Regions from separate parts of the Homo sapiens genome. Here region 2 is linked to region 1. A link is an interaction called in ENCODE POLR2A ChIA-PET data of the cell type or tissue named here. Cell type or tissue: Panc1. All regions are shown on one strand. Each heading gives the region's core, and the rest is flanking DNA. Links, peaks and the distances in the headings are about the cores only.

Evidence for each region. Peaks named below come from ENCODE experiments on the same cell type or tissue, not always from the same donor. Only the 100,000 strongest peaks of a DNase experiment are listed, where the experiment ranks them.
Region 2: POLR2A ChIA-PET joins it to region 1 with 14 read pairs; 2 of 35 experiments call an interaction of 5 or more read pairs at or near these places.

The regions. Positions count from the first base shown.
Region 1 is chr6:146,977,453-146,980,379 of GRCh38, reverse strand. All of the region lies in intron 6 of STXBP5-AS1 (STXBP5 antisense RNA 1), which reads left to right. Among named protein-coding and RNA genes, the nearest start is that of LUADT1, 180 kb to the left of the region's middle. In Panc1, for the core only: no CTCF peak of the experiment used is centred there; no DNase peak of the experiment used is centred there; H3K27ac peaks cover 1,299 bases.
Region 2 is chr6:147,159,699-147,162,625 of GRCh38, reverse strand. All of the region lies in intron 3 of STXBP5-AS1 (STXBP5 antisense RNA 1), which reads left to right. The region is part of intron 1 of LUADT1 (lung adenocarcinoma associated transcript 1); the gene reads right to left. Among named protein-coding and RNA genes, the nearest start is that of LUADT1, 2.2 kb to the right of the region's middle. In Panc1, for the core only: no CTCF peak of the experiment used is centred there; no DNase peak of the experiment used is centred there; H3K27ac peaks cover 57 bases.

The DNA of each region.
Region 1 (2,927 bases), core at 279-2,778:
GGAAGTATCATGATTCAATTGGCTGAGGGAAACAAAGAGCATTTTTCGATAACAACTCAGTCAGAGGTCAGTTGCCAGGATTTTATTGTTCATCCCCACACAGTAAGATGATTTCTTTTCTCTTGTCTTTAGCTTGACACCAATATGAGGAAGCCTAAGTTTCCTCTGCTATGTTTGGTGATTGATTTTTGTAGCTGGGGAAGCATCCTTTCACTGCATGAAGACCTGGGTCTACCAAGGCTTCTGCAGGGAACTGCTGGAGCACAAAGTATTCATCTCAAAGTTTGTTTTAGAGAGACTTGGGAAATTTTAAAAGCTTACCGAGGCAGTACAGCAAATGCAGCCTAATATTAATACCATATACTACCAGGAATAGCAAGTCCAGAGCAAGTAACCCTACTTCCCACATCCAGGCTGGCAAAGCTCATTGGTCAGGTTCTCTAAACTATGCTCTGCCCATATCCACCTTTAAATTCTTTCCAATATCCCAGAAGCTAATATACTCCATAAGGCTAAGAACAAATAATCCAAGTTAATATAAAAGCAAGTAAATAAACGAGCACCTATCTGACAGCCTTGCATGGAGCGACAAACCATCTAGGTAGTCCTTACAGTTCTGAAGTTTTCCTCTCACATTCAGCAGAGCTCTCAACCATCCTTCTAGAGTTTGCCATATTGTTTAGCTCTTTCCCTTAACAAACAAATGAGAAAACTTAAATAATAGTTGTAATTATGTAGGTTATTCTACTTCTCAGTAGAAGTGTGATGCAGGGTATTTTGGTCTGTCTTGAACTAGGCTCAGCTCCCTGGTTTTTGTAGAATCACGGACTCATTTCCTTCGTGCCATTTGGATTTTTTTTAGCCTCTGGGTTCTTCTCCTCAACTCTACTCTAAGAGCCAGTAGTATTTATTGAAAGAGTGCTATGTTTCTAGGCATTTTACATCATTACCTTTAATCCTCCCAAGAACCCTAGCAGGCATCTATACTAATTCTGTTTCACAAAGAAAGAAATTGAGGTTGAACTAGTAAGTCGTGGAACCTCTGTCTGAGCCTGAGACTTGACTCAGGACTCTCTCATTCAAAGTAACCATAGAAATTTCAGTTTATATAAAATGGAGAATCTTTATGCCAATACAAGTTTTCAGGGTTTGAGGAAGATATCAATGAAACCACCATGAACTGGTTCACTTTATTATTTCTCACAAAAGGTAGTTGTTGCAAGCTTTTTTGCTTAGATTTTGCTTTGTACACAGTCTGTTTCTATGTAGCATGGCTTGAAAGGAAGAGAAATTATTCAAAATCCAATAACTTCTGTGTTGATAAATATGGATATCAAATCCAGATGATACAGATTCTTGTTTTTGGAAAGGAGAAATAAAGAGGCAAGGTTTATGTAAAGAGGATTAAAGAAACTTCTCCAAAATCCAACAGCACAAAGCGATTTTTATTAGCTTTACAAACAAGAATAGAAATTTGAACAGTTCATAAACTCTAAGTCAGTCTGACCCTTTCCCAGGAAACACGAATTCTCTTTCCAGTGGGTAACAATCAGTGTTGGCTTAGTCAGCACCTGTCCCTCTTCTTCCCCATTTCATTTGTTTCTGCTAAGAAACTGGCAATTATTTGCATTTAAGGTCTTCCCTATTGATTATATTTGAAACTGTGAACTGGATTTGCTGTCTGAGGCAGGAGGTGAATAGAGATAAAAGGAAATTAACCCTAGCAGCAGGTGAATAAGATACCAGCAGTTTTGGAAAGGTGAAAGAACTACAATGCAATAGCCTTACCCCTCCAAAATCAAGGGCAGAAAGCTTTTTAAGAAGGGATCATCACTAGAGTCAGATGCTATGTAGAGTTCAAGAATGACAAAAACTGATCAAGGGGCCATTAGTTTGAATGATTAAGGGGGCAATAATTTCTTTTCATAATGTTATTTTAGTTTTCAGTGGTAGGGACAAAAGCTTTAAAAAGGGAGAAGTAAAAGGGCCACATCCATGTGAGCTATTGTTATATTTATTCTATTATTTAATTGTTCTGATATTCTTTCCTAGTAATCCAACCTAAATGCTGATCAAAAATTGACTTACGTATGTATGTAGTTATTAACACTGAAATGATTTAAAATAAATTTTAAAAATGCCAAAAGCTGATTTTTCTCTCCTGGAAGCTGAAACGACTGCACTATTAGGACCATCTTGAGCAGAGAATTTATTATACAAGGTACAATCTCACTGGGTATGCTGCCCAAGTAACCTTGTTTAGAAGGATATATACGTTTTTGGTTTAGTTTAAAAGAGGTGACTAGGAGAAGAGAAAACAGCAAATTACAAATAAGATGCAATGCCTACCTTGGGTCTTTTAATTTTTTCCCTGCTCCGAAGTCTATAAAACTCAATAAGCCACAATGAGCATAATATAATAAGGTGTTCATAGTTTCCCTTTATAGACTTTCAGGCAGACCAGCCCTAGAAGTTCTGTAGCTATACGCTGTTGCTCTAACACAAGGGAGGCTGCATTTCTGTAGATGCTACCACTGATCACACCACCTGAAAATGCTGAGTGAATTGCTTTAAAGAACATGGCTGTCAGACCTCCATAGCGTCAAGTGTGTATTCATTTAGTTAGAGCTAGGAACCAACAACAGCGAAATGACAATGACTAAAATCAAGAGTCTCTGATGACCAGGGAAATTGTTACAAATGTCCAGGGTGTATTGATTCTAAATCAGGAGACCCCAGTTCAAGGCCCCATGGTGTCGTTTGTGTGATTATGAATAAGTTATTTAACCTCTTGATGTGTTTCCTCCTTGTATAAAAGAATAATGACATAATGACATCTGGACCACAAACTGTCCTGCAGAGTCATAGAAAGAGGGCCAATGTAAATCCTCAAGCAACTACACGTGAAAGTTATTAGTGTTGTTAGC
Region 2 (2,927 bases), core at 155-2,654, 180 kb before region 1:
TAACCTAGAAAAACTGCAAATACTAACCCTGAATCACAGCAAATAGGAAGAGAATTTGATTTATTCTACTTATAAGAAGATAGAAGTAATGTTTCATTCTTATTGTTTTCATGGTCATTGTATGTATAATAAGCAGTTATACTCTGGTATAAGGATATATATGGACATATATAGAATTTGTACTTAAAATACCAAGTAACCCAATTAAGTGCAAATTATAAAAAGTACAAGAGTAGATCTGTTGATGAGTTTTATAAATATTTATTTTCTATAATGTGAAATGCGTTACTAAGGCAGAAAAGAAATTTTTTCCCACCCTATTCCTAAAGATAAAAAAGATGGAGGTGAGTCATTACTTTCTGCTGTATTTTATAATCATCATAATATACATGAAAACTATCAGTGACTCACACGCAATTCTTTTCCGGCAGCACTGTGTGTGCTTGTTCACATGAACTGACCCTCATAACTGACAACTAACAGTAAAACATATGTCATCATGCTTTAAACAAATATGCTTTGAGGAGATAGCCTTCTCTATTCCACCCCCCACCCCACCCCGAGTAACAAACTGAGTGCATTTAGAGCAATGCACTAGTGAATTAAAATGTGGGCCACATAAATAAATCTGAATTGTTTAGTAGCTGCACTAAAATATGTAAAAAACAGGTGAAGTTAATTTTAACAATTTTATTCAGCCCACTATGTGTTATATAATTTCAACATGTAATGAATATAAAAAATTATTGATATTTTATATTTTTTAATAGAAATCAGGTATGTTTTTTATGCTTACCGTATATCTCAGTTTGGGTTACCCACATTGCATGTGCTCAATAGCCACAAATTGCTAGTGGCTAACATACCCCACAGTGCAGGTATAGAGTTTATACAAGAAAGAAAGGGAGGAAGGAAGAAAGAAAAGGAGGAGGGAAGAAATTAGGCTTGATTCTTTCAAGACAGTAGCAATATTTTTTTTAAGTGAAAAGTATACATTAATTGTAGAATTAAGGGCTGAAGGTAAACAAGAAACTGTGTAGCTTTGGTTTCCTACGAATGTGCTGAGTGTCTTCCGTGGAATATGGAGTACTTAAGGGCAGGGACTCTTCTTATTCATCTCATTACTGTCAGAGCCCGGCACATTGTCTGGCATATATTAAACATACATATTTGTTGAGCATGTGAATAAGTGAATCAATGGCACTATGATACCCTAAATATGCTTATTTTAAAGATTAAGGATACCCAGCTAGTTATTTCCATATTAGCAAGGGATTTAGGCAGAGTATGGAGGATGTCAATTTCAGAGATAGGAAGAGAAGTTATGGTTGATACTTTCATCATCAATATTTGTGAAATTCACTGAGACAAACCAACAAGTATAAAAGTGAGACCATCATAATACAGCCTGCTTTTAGAAAGCAATCTTTTAAAAAGATGGCTCTTAGGTAGAATTTCATCATTTTACCTAATTCTAAAAGATTTTAGCCAAGCCTCGTAACTAGATAACTAGATTAAATCTGTCATAATAAAATTTTATATTAAAAGACTTTAAGAAATATGCTGCTGTGTCTCTAGTTCATATATTACTTATTTCTTTCTCATTCTCTTTTTCCTTTAACCTAATGTATTTTGTAAGGTGTGTGCTTAAATTCTGAAAGGATTGAGTTCCTCAAGGAGAAATCAAATTCCTATTAAACTTCGTGTCTAAAAGAAAAAAAATTGCTTGGGTTTAAAGAACAAGTGAAGTATGTATTTCACATTTAAAGGAAGACTTGCAATGCCCTCATTTGCTTTCTGTCAAACTAACCAGATATCACTTTATTATCAAAACAATTTTGCTGAGTGTGACCTAAGACATCTTTAAAAATAGCACTTGTATTTTTCTTTCTGATGTAAAAAACAACTCTTCTGCATGGTAAAACATTTGCAGAAGATTCTAAAGAAAGAAATAATAATTACCCACAATCTCATCATTCAGAGATATTTTAATATTTTAGTATATTTTCCCAAAATCATTTTAAAGAATATAAATTATTAATTTTATAAAATTTGGCATATTACATCAGCTTATATCTTGTCATATAAGAATTTTCAAAATATTCTTTGAAACTAAGAATTTATTGAATGCATAAGATACCTATGAAATTTGATACATGTAATGAAGTAAAAACATGATATTCACATATTATACTTTGGAAGAAAGCATTGACAATTACTGGTAAAAAGCTGCTTCTAAAACTATCCTCTCCTTCCTTCAACTTGTCAATACTTCACTTAACCTTTCTATTCATACTTAAGCTTCAAAATTCAGAGGCTTAAATGTTAATGGTATAAAGGTTTCAATGGTGTTGATAAGTTGTTCTGAGTAAGATAAGAAAGTGTGTTTTGTTGTTTTGCTCCTGAAAGGGAGGAGAAGATAGGAAGGTAAGAGGAAGCCAGTCAAATGGCAAAATGCAGTGTGGTGTGGATTTCTATCTTTTCATCTCTTCTTCTGTCAGCTCTGATGATTACTAGATTTCTACTAAACTCAGAAATGTTTTAGTGAGTGTGATTTTTATGAAAACTGGTGATAATGCTTGATGCCAAGTGTTCCTGTTTAGGTTGACATGGAGTGAAATAAACACTGTAAAGTAGATGCCTGGACAACGGATAAAAGGTTTTGAAAGGATAAGCCCTCAGGAACTACAAAATATGATGGGAGGGCTTTGGGCCACTACCAGCCATGTTGTAGTTACATTCCTTGTCTTGAGTCCCATGGATTTCTCTTTGAAATGGACAGATTTATGTTTAATTTTCCTCTATTTTCCTACAGTAAGCTATCTCTTTCTCTTTCACACTCCTCACATTCCCATCTCTGAGATCTATCACCTTTGATCTTTCTATCTCAGTAATTTTTGAGTCCTTTTCTTCTTGCACCAGCATTT